2 separate regions of the Homo sapiens genome follow, and region 1 is linked to region 2. Evidence: read pairs that join two places in POLR2A ChIA-PET (ENCODE). Cell type or tissue: GM12878. All regions are shown on one strand. Links, peaks and the distances in the headings refer to the core of each region. The heading gives the core; the rest is flanking DNA.

What was found. ChIA-PET counts read pairs that join two places held together with the same protein. Peaks named below come from ENCODE experiments on the same cell type or tissue, not always from the same donor. Only the 100,000 strongest peaks of a DNase experiment are listed, where the experiment ranks them.
Region 1: POLR2A ChIA-PET joins it to region 2 with 7 read pairs; 3 of 35 experiments call an interaction of 5 or more read pairs at or near these places.

The regions. Positions count from the first base shown.
Region 1 is chr14:52,739,364-52,744,824 of GRCh38, forward strand. The region is part of intron 1 of STYX (serine/threonine/tyrosine interacting protein); the gene reads left to right. Among named protein-coding and RNA genes, the nearest start is that of STYX, 12 kb to the left of the region's middle. In GM12878, for the core only: no CTCF peak of the experiment used is centred there; DNase peaks (open chromatin) are centred at 2,779 and 3,268; H3K4me3 peaks cover 793 bases; H3K27ac peaks cover 1,188 bases.
Region 2 is chr14:52,483,710-52,489,170 of GRCh38, forward strand. TXNDC16 (thioredoxin domain containing 16) reads right to left here. Exons shown (of 21, transcript NM_020784.3): 12 at 4,654-4,777. Among named protein-coding and RNA genes, the nearest start is that of TXNDC16, 66 kb to the right of the region's middle. In GM12878, for the core only: no CTCF peak of the experiment used is centred there; no DNase peak of the experiment used is centred there.

The DNA.
Region 1 (5,461 bases), core at 232-5,231, 260 kb after region 2:
TAAATTCAAAAGTACTCATTTCTTTAATTGATTTTCTTCTTTATCACAGCTCTGACAAGTTGCTTCAGGAAGATAAGGCTGGCTGTTAGACTACTTGAGAATCTTTTAAAAAGAAAAAAGTCAATAACATTTAGTGCAGTAGATCTCTGAAATGCATCTATTTTGTGCTTATTCTGTGTCAGGCACTGTGCTTATCATTAGGGGTACCATGACTAAAAAGAGTATTTGGCCTAAAGTCTTTAAAAACTGTTTTCTTTTTCCTTTCTTTCTTTTTTTTTTTTTTTTTTTTTTTCGTTGAGATAGGGTCTGTCTCTGTTGCCCAGGCTGGAGTGCAATGGCACCATGATGACTCACTGCAGCCTCGACCTCCCAAGCCCGAGTGATCTTCCTGCCTCAGCCTCCCAAGTAGCTAGGACCTCAGTCATGCACCACCACCGCACCTGGCTAATTTTTTAATTTTTGTAGAGATGAGGTCTCCCTATATTGCCCAGGCTGGTCTTGAACTCGGGCTCAAGCTATCCTCCTGCCCCAGCCTTCCAAAGGGCTGGGATTGCAGGTGTGAGCTACCATACCTGGCTAAAAAACTCATATATAAAAAGATTACCATAACACATTGGTAAGTTAAAGAATCTAGGCTGGGCGCGGTGGCTCATGCCTGTAATCCCAGCACTTTGAGAGGCCGAGGCAGGTGGATCATGAGGTCAGGAGTTCAAGACCAACCTGGCCAAGATGGTGAAACCCCATCTCTACTAAAAATACAAAAATTAGCCAGGTTTGGTGGTGGGCGCTTGTAATCCCAGCTACTCAGGAGGCTGAGGCAGATAATTGCTTGAACCTGGGAAGCGGAGGTTGCAGTGAGCTGAGATCGTGCCACTGCATTGCACTCCAGCCTAGGCGACAGAGCGAGACTCCGTCTCAAAAAGAAAAAAAAAGTATCTAGTAAACAATTACATTTCCCTCATTGCTGGCTTAGAAATTACATGCTTTATTTCTATTCTGTTAATATCCATAAATTAGTCATTATTTTATGCAGCCAATATTTGTTTAATTGTAACTGTATGTTTGCCGTAAAGTTCATTCTTACATTGAAAGACTGTATAGTATATTGATTCAGAGAATGAACTCTGGGTTCAGACTCTCTGGATCCAAAATCAAGTTACTTAGGTTCTCTATGACTAAAATAGACAGTGATAGTATCCCTTCTTCAAAGAACATTTTAACTTTTTTTCTTTAAAGATATTTTTCCGAGCATATATTCTTAATTAACAGTTGTTTTTGTCCTGCCACTATGAATGAATTATTTGTGTCCTCTGGCTTCTGTTCATGCAATTGAGAAGTCAGTGTCCATCTGATTGTCCTTCCTTTGTGTGTAATCTGTCTTTTGTCTAGTTGATCTTTTTTAATAAAGGTAAAATTTATATAGTGTAATGTACAAATAGTAAGTGTGCAGTTCATTGAGTTTTGATGAACATACACTAATCCACCCCATCAAGATACAAGAACATTCTATTAGCATAGAAGGTTACATCTATTTCCAGGCATTTCCTCTCCCATTCCACAATAGGAAACCAGATTTCTATCAACATAGATTAGTTTTCCTTGCTCTTGAACTTGATACAAATGGAATCATGCAAATGGACTCTTTTGTGTGTGGCTTTCTTCACTGAGCATAATGTCAATGAAATTCATCCATGTTGTTGTGTTTATGAGTACTTCGTAGACTTTTATCCCTGAGTACTACTATTCCTTTGTATGAAGAGACCATAGACATTTGAGTTCTTTGAGACTACAATAAATAAAGCTGCTATAAATATTCATGTATAAGTCTTTGTGTGGATATATGTTTTTATATATATATATATATATATTTTTTTTTTGGTAAAGCCTAGGAGTGGAATGGCTAGATATTATAATAGGGTAGGTGTATGTTTACCATTTCATTTTACATTCCCACCAGCAATGTGTGAGAGTCCCAGTTGCTCCACATCATCACCAGCATTTGGTGTTGTCAATTTTTTTAACTTTAACCATTCTAATGGTAGGTAATGATATCTTTTGATTTTACTTTTGAGTTTCGTGTGTGTGTGTATGAGAGATGGAGTCTCACTCTGTCACCCAGGCTGGAGTGCAGTGGTGCAATCTCGGCTCACTGCAGCTTCCACCTCCCAGATTCAAGCAACTCTCCTGCCTCAGCCTCCCGGGTAGCTGGGACTACAGGCGTGCCACCTCCATGCCTGGCTAATTTTTATATTTTTAGTAGAGACAGGGTTTCACCATGTTGCCCAAGCTGGTAAACTTCTGAGCTCAAGTGATCCGCCTACCTCAGTCTCCCAAAGTACTTGGTAATTTACAGGTGTAAGCCACCGCACCTGGCCTATTCACTGATTTTTAATTTCAATTATACTTCTTATTTCTACATATTCTGTGTTTTTAAAAATCAATTTCTTAGTCTGGTCATATTTTGATACTCTAATTTCTTTAAATTTTTTATATTTTTCGTTATTGCTTATAATATCTGCAGTTTTGTAAGTGTAACTCAGTTGTTTCTGCTTCCTGTGGTGGCTCATTTCCTGTTTTTAAATTAGTTTTTGATTGTGAGCTTGTTGGGACTTTATCTGTGTGAATTATTTCTGATCTAGGTTTAAGGTGTGTTTTTCTAGAGAATATGCATTTGCTTCTTCCAGGAATCCAGGGATGCAATCTACCCAGGACCACTTACATTAAATTCTCACTTGGCCTCACAAAAGTAACTGAATTCTAACCCCAAACTTGAGTGGATGCCAGATTGTGGTTAGGAAGACCCCACTCCACCACTACCAATACCTACCCAGAGCCAAAGCTAGGAAGGACAAGAGTACTCACTTCTGTGGGATGAGTTGAGTTTTTGTTTTTCTTTCTTTCCCTAGTTTATCTTTCACTGAGGATGTTGCCTTTGGGAGTTCTAGCTTTTTGGTCTTGATCTGAGTTCGACTTTGAGCAGATCATAGACTTTGTCTTATGTTTACAAGTACGTTTCCACTTAAAATAAGGCCGTAGTGAAGATGTAGAACAACTAGAAGTCCCATACATTGCTGGTGGGAGTGTACAGTGGTTTTACAAAACTTTTGGCAGTATCTAGTAAAGCCAAACATAGGCCTACCCTGTGTCAAAAGACAAAATTACAACAAATTTAGCTTAAAAATCTAACTCACTTTTATTAGTGGTTCATGAATCAGGCAGTGTGTCATCAAAAGATTTAGAAAAGGCATTTCAGTGTGCTGAGCAGAGGAAGTTGAATTTATAGGCAAAATCTAGCTAAATAAAGCAGAAATGAAACAAAAAGTGGATTGGTCATTTCAAAGTTAGTTTCTTTATAGTATTAAAACACAGGGGACTTCCTTATGCTGGCTCAGGATAACTGGCCTCCTTCTGATTGATTGCTATGAATCTTTTGATTTTTTTTTTTTTTTTGAGATGGAGTTTCACTGATGTTGCCTAGGCTGGAGTGCAATGCCACGATCTCAGCTCACTGCAACCTCCGCTTCCAGGTTCAAGCGATTCTCCTGCCTCAGCCTCCCAAGTAGCTGGGATTACAGGCTCCCGCCACCATGCCTGGCTAATTTTTGTATTTTTAGTAGAGATGGAGTTTCACCATGTTGGCCAGGCTGGTCTCAAATTCCTAACCTCAGGTGATCCACCCGCCTCAGCCTCCCAAAGTGCTGGGATTACAGGTGTGAGCCACCGCGCCCGGCTTTTTGATTTTTTTAAACTGTCATTACTCGGGGTTTATAGTCTACTACTATATTGCTGAGAACAGTTTTCAAGATTAAAAATAAAAATGTTTTCTGTTTCTCTTAGTTAAAAAAAAAAACCTGTCTCTCATTGTAGGATTATTATTCTCTCTTTTCATTATAGATGTATACTATTTCTACCTTCTGTGTTAAAAATACTTTTCTGGGCCGGGGGCAGTAGCTCACTCCCGAAATCCCAGCACTTTGGGAGGCCGAGGCGGGCAGATCACGAGGTCAGGAGATCAAGACCATCTTGGCTAACACGGTGAAACCCCGTCTCTACTAAAAGCACACAAAAAAATTATGGCGTGGTGGTGGGTGCCTGTAGTCCCAGCTACTCGGGAGGCTGAGGCAGGAGAATGGTGTGAACCCGGGAGACGGAGCTTGCATTGAGCCGAGATCGCGCCACTGCACTCCAACCTGGATGACAGTGTAAGACTCGGTCTCAAAAAATAAAAAAATAAAAAAAATACTTTTCTGACTTAGAGAATCTGGGTGAAGGGTAAATGGAATTCCTTGTACTATTTTTGCAACTTTTCTATAATCCTAAAATTGTTTCAAAATAAAAGGTTAAAAAAATATTTTCCAGACTACTTCAGAAACCTAATTACTAATAATAATTCTGAGTTTTAAGCAACCAACTTAGAAACTTTTGGAATGCAGTCAACCCACTGACAAATGAGGACTATCTGTACTATAGTATTTTTTTAGACGGGGTCTCAGTCTGTCACCCTAGCTGGAGTGGTGGGGTGATCTCAGCTCATTGCAACCTCTGCCTCCCAGGCTCAAGCGATCTTCCCACCTCAGCCTCCTGTGTAGATGGGATTACAGGCAGGCTCCACCATGCCCAACGAATTTTTTTGTATTTTTAGTAGAGAAGGGGTTTCACCCTGTTTCCCAGGCTGGTCTCAAACTCCTGAGCTCAAGCAATCTGCCTGCCTCGGCATCCCAAAGTGCTGGGATTACAGACATGAGCCACAGAGCCTGGCCTTTTAGTCTATTTCGATTCTTCATTTCAATTCACTATACTTTTTTTCTAAGTTTTAAAATATTTTTTATCTTTTACCATTGACATTTTGTGTTGTTTTACAGCTTCTTTATATTGGTCTGCATTCCAAAGACAAAATGAAGTCTCTTATGTTTTGTGATATGTGTTAAAATAATTGAACTAGACAAGAATGTTAGGCCCAAGTGAGATGAAGGAAAGGCTCTTTGATAAGCATTTGGCATTTTAGATCAGAGATGGCAAGTACGTATGACATAGCATTCTTCTTTTATCCATTTCAGATATTATTTGTTGATCAGACACTCTTCTTCCTGTCTTGGACCACACAGTGTTTTAGGTATCTGCTGTCAGTTGATTAGAGTTGGCATGAGAAACAAAAAAAATCTATTGGCATCTCTGACTTAGAAGATCAGTTTTGGGAGAATCTTCTGGAATATCTATTCTATTCTTAAGTTTAATGAGTAATTTCATCCATTTTATGAAGTAACATAACAATTCTGGAAGCCTAGTTATTTAAAGAATGCTTTAAGCTTTGTTTCTTGTCACTTCAATTTTCAGATGTTTGTGAAACCAAGTCTGCTATTTTAATAAAATGTTCTTAAAGTATAATGTAACTTTAAAAAATCTACATACTTGTGTGTCACATCTTTAGCCTTTAATTGGGTGACTTTTTAAATGTTATCTA
Region 2 (5,461 bases), core at 293-5,292:
TGAAACCCTTCCTTTAGATAGACCAATCAATAGACTGATAGATTCATCCATCCATCCATCCATCCAACCATCCATGTACCTTCAAAAATACATTTGGATTCATAAATATTCTGTTGGAAGTTTGTAGAGATTGTACGGTAAGACAGATGGAGCATATAACTTGATTAAAGGATAAAGCTTCTTTATGAACATGAAAACATGAACATGAAAAGGAAAATAAAACTCAGGTAGGCAGAGAAGAAAGGCAGTGGTGGCATAAAGAGCAAAGAGAATGGCATGAGCAAAGGCACAGTGGCATGTAAGAGCATGGTGCAATCAGAAGTTCAAACACTGACTGGATATACGATGGTATTAAGAATTGTTAATTTTTTAGATGTAATAATAGTATTAATTATGTTAATGTTAAAAAGGAAAATCCTTATATTTCTGAAACCCAGGGAAATACTTATAGATGAAATTACATGTTTTGGATTTGCTACAAAACAATAAGGGGGGGGGGTGATTGGAGCAGAATGAGCCATGGTTTGATAATGGCTGGGGCCAAGTAATGGATAACAAGAATTTGTTCTATTATTCTCTCTCCGTATGTTCGTAATTCTCTGTAACAACACATTAAAAAGAAAGAAGGGAGAGAGAAGACAATACATTCATAGAACTAAAGTATTGTTTTATACATAATTTCTAATACAGTCACGTACCACATAATGATATTTCAGTCAACAATGGACAACATATACAACTGTAGTCCCTTAAGATTATAATAGAGCTGAGAAATTCCTATCATCTGGTGATGTAGTGGCCATTGTAACATCGTAGCACAACACATTACTCACATGTTTGTGGTGATGCTGGTGTAAACAAACCTACTGTGAGTCATATAGCACATAAGGCCAGGGACAGTGGCTCACACCTGTAATCCCAGCACTTTGGGGGGCCGAGGTGGACGGATCACTTGAGGTCAGGAGTTCGAGGCCAGCCTGGCCAATATGGTGAAACCCCGTCTCTACTAAAAATACAAAAAATTAGCAGGGCATGGTGGCGCATGCTTGTAATCCCAGCTACTTGGGAGGCTGAGGCAGAACAATCACTTGAACCCAGGAGGTGGAGGTTGCAGTGAGCCGAGATTGCACCGCTGCACTCCAGCCTGGGCGACAAAAGTGAAACTCTGTCTCAAAAAAAAAGAAAAAAGTACAGCACATATAATTATGTACAGTAAATAATACTTGATAATGATAATAAAGGACTAGATTATTGGTTTATATATTTACTATACTCATCATTAGAGTGTACTCCTTTCACTTATAAAATAAAAAGTTCACTGTAAAACAGCCTCAGGTAGGTCTTCAGGAGGTGTTCTAAAAGAAGGCACTATTATCATAGGAAATGACAGCTCCATGCTTGTTACTGTCCCTGAAGACCTTCCAAAGGGACAAGATGTGGAAGTGGAAGAGAGTAATATGGATGATCTTGATCCTGTACAAGCCTAGGCTAATGTGTGTGTTTGTGTTTTCGTTTTTAGAGAAAAGTTTAAAACGTAAAACATAAAAGTTTTAAATGGAAAAAAGCTTATAGCATAAGGATATAAAAAAAGAAAATATTTTTGTACAGCTGTATGATGTGTTTGTGCTTTAAGTTTAATGTTATCACAAAACAGTCAAAATGTTTTTAAAAATTGTAAAAATGTATAAAGTGAAAAAGTTACAGTAAGCTAAGACAAATTATTGAAAAAAAATTTATAAATTTAGTACAGCCTAAGTGTACAGTATTTATAAATCTACAATAATGTAATGTTCTAGGCCTTTACACTCACTCACTGACTCACCCAGAGCAACTTCCGGTCCTGCAAGCTCCATACATGGTATGTACCCTATACAAGTGTACCATTTTTTATCTTTTATACCATGTTTTTATTGTACCTCTTCTGTGTTTACACGTTTAGATACATAAATATCTACCATTGTGTTATAGGTACCTACAGTATTCAGTACAGTAACATGCTGTATAGGTTTGTGGCCTAGGAGCAATAGGATATATCATACACCCTAGGTGTGTAATAGGCTACACCATGTAGGTTTGTGTAAGTGAACTTTATGATGTTTGCTCAATGAAATCACCTAATGATGCATTTCTCAGAAACTATCCTCATCGTTAGGAGACACATGACCATACAATAAATTAAAATTCTAGATCTGGATTTCACTACAACCTCAGCCATTTTCTATACGACTCTAGTCAATCACATAACTCTCTGGGCCTCAATGTTCAACTCTTGTGAAGCATGAGAGTTGCACTATATAACTTAAAGGTACTTTTAAGCACCAAATTCCATGACACTAAAAATTACATTCTCAATACCAAACTTAGTAAAGACCTATTTTCTTATTTACTGTATTTTTTTCTTATTATTCATATATTTTCATTTTCCTGTCAGTCTTCTGTTTCTTTTTCCTCCTTTCCCTCTTTTCTTATATTCTAAATAAGCTACCATCACTTGTACATTTAGTCACTCCTCAGCTCTACCTTCAACCTATTCATTAATAACATACACACTATTTTCAGTCACACATGCTGCTTTTTTTTTTTTTTTTTTTTGAGACAGGGTCTCACTCTGTTGCCCAGGTAGGAGTGCACTGGCAAGATCTCAGCTCACTGCAACCTCCAGCTCCTGGGCTCAAGTAATCCTCCCACCTCAGCCTCCCAAGGAGCTGGGATTACAGGCACATACCACCATCTTGGCTAATTTTTGTATTTTTTGTAGTGATGGGGTTTTGTCATGTTGCCCAGGCTGGAACACATGCTTCTTTTCTTTTTTCAGATTGCCCTTCTGTGGAATCTAGTCTTTTTCATTCTGATTCCATTTTGCTGATTTTCTCTGGGGTGCACCTGTCTCTGATTTACATTCTCAGATGGTAATAAATTCTTTCCTAACCCTTATCTAGTTTTCCTTTGTAAACGGGAGTGATACAGAGGGAGGGGGAAGAATTAGATACAGGCACAACACCATACAACATTCTGGGCCAGTATGGATTACTGATAATAGGAAGTTAAGATGAAAAATAAACAAAAAAGGCAAAGCTGCAAAAGAAATACTAGAAACAGGCTGGAGGTTATTGAATGTTTCCAACACAAAGAAACGATAAATGTTTGAAATGATGGATACACTCAATACCCTGACCTGATCACCATACATTGTATGTATTGAAACATCACTATGTACCCCACAAATAGGTACAGTTATTATTGGTCAATTAAAAAAATGGAAATAAAAACCAGAAAGAGAAGGCAGCATCAGAGGGTAAGTAAGGCCACAGAGTCAGGAAACAATATAGAGGCTGTGGCCACAAAGAAATCTTCAAACAGGCGACTCCCACTGAAGACAGGAATCAAATAAACTGAGACTAGGGACAAGTCCTCTAACTCTGAAGGTTCAAATATAGGAACCATTACAGGAATAAGCAGGAAACAAGAGACCAGAACACAGGTCTGCTTATGTAATGACAAGCCCACTGAGAACTCCAGAGAGGAACACAAGCAATTCTAACCCCTGCATATCGGAAAAGAACCAGAGCTCTGCTCAAACCAAGAAACTGGTCACTGGTAAGAGTGAAAGCTCTTACTAAATTTATAATATAGATTTTGATCACAATGCATGGACCTCATGAAAATGATATGTAAATTGCTTCCTTCTTGGAGCTCATAATGGTACTATATAAAACATTCAAGTATTTACTATATATGTTATACAAAAATGAACAAGACATAATCCTTGATTTAGAAATATTTATAGACTAGCAGAGAAGAGAAAAAAGCAAATGAATAATTACAGAAGAGGATTAATGTTATGAAAGATGTATCAGAAATAATTATTTCACTATTGCCCAACTGTTACACTTAAAAAATATCAAATTTTAGGCCACTAGATTATTCTAGCGAAGTATTCTTGACTGTCACTAATAATAAGATTTTATTTCAGGATGCTTAAGTTCTAGCCCAGTCCCTACCACCTGCTACTTGTGGGACTTTGGGCAGATCACTGAACTCAGGAAATGCAGACTCTTCATGTATAAAATGAAAGTGGTATCAGCTAACTCAGAGAATAATAATCAAAGTAAATAATATGTGGGAAAAAGAGTTAAAAACTATACAATACTTCATAAATGTAAGCAATACATTTTTAAAAAACTGAAATAACTGTTTAAACGAAGTGTTAAAATGTTACTGAAATTTACTTCTTATACCATTAACAACTGGATTTATTTACAAGTACAAATATAACAATATTTATTAGAACTCCATTTCCTAATAAAAATAGTAACAATGAATTATCATGTTGTAGTTTCTAAGTAGAGTTTTTAAACATGGACTAGTCCAGAACGGCTGAAAGAACTGATATGGAAGATGAAGGCACAGATGTGGGAAGTTTGAAGCCTGATATGTAACAGTAAATGTTAATACATTAAACAAAATATAGCATCCTTACATCTTTTCAACAAATCAACTTGATAAAATGTGGTTCCAAATAAATTCCGCCAGGTTTCTTTACAGAGTCTTGAATCTGAACACATTCTTGGAGAAAGTTAATCCATTGGAAATTTCACTGACTTTATGGGTGCTGGGCAGGATGGGGAAGGGGTGAGAATCATAACACATTACCTATATCTGGACCTTCCATGTCATTGTCTTCATCTTCTTGTATTTCCTCAATGTGCATATTATTTTCCACATGAGATATTATTAAATCAACATCATGTAATACCAAAAATTCCACTGGAACTCCCTAGAAATACATTAATTTTTAAAAAATGAATATAGCAAAGTATTTTGACATAAAAATGTTTTACTTGGGCCAGGTGTGGTGGCTCACACCTGTAATCCCAGCACTTTGGGAGGTCGAGGCAGGCGGATCATCTGAGGTCAGTAGTTCGAGACCAGCCTGGCCAACATGGTGAAACTGTCTCTACTAAAAATACAAAAATTAGACTGGCGTGGTGGCGCACGCCTGTAATCCCAGCTACTTGGGAGGCTGAAACAGGAGAATCGTCTGAACCCAGGAGGCAGAGGTTGCAGTGAGGCAAGATTGCACCACCACACTCCAGCCTGGGCGACAAGGCGAGACTCTGGGAAAAAAAAAAAAAAAAAACAAGTTTTACTTGTTTGACACTAAAATAAAACTAAGCCTTTGAACTTCAATTCTAAAATTTAGCAAAATGAAAAAGGAAATTAACTCCAAAATTACTGTGAAAAGAAAAGCATACCTTCTGTAAAGACAATGTGTACACTGAAAAAGGTGGCAAAAAAGGTGCTGAAAGCCTCACTTGCTTCTTGTCACAACCACATTATACTGAAGTCTGTAAAGCATTTCACATGTAATACCAAGTTCTACCTCTTTATAAAATGGAAATATATACAATTTTACTGCAAATAGAGTAAATCAAAATTGATTATTCTGACATTCCACAGA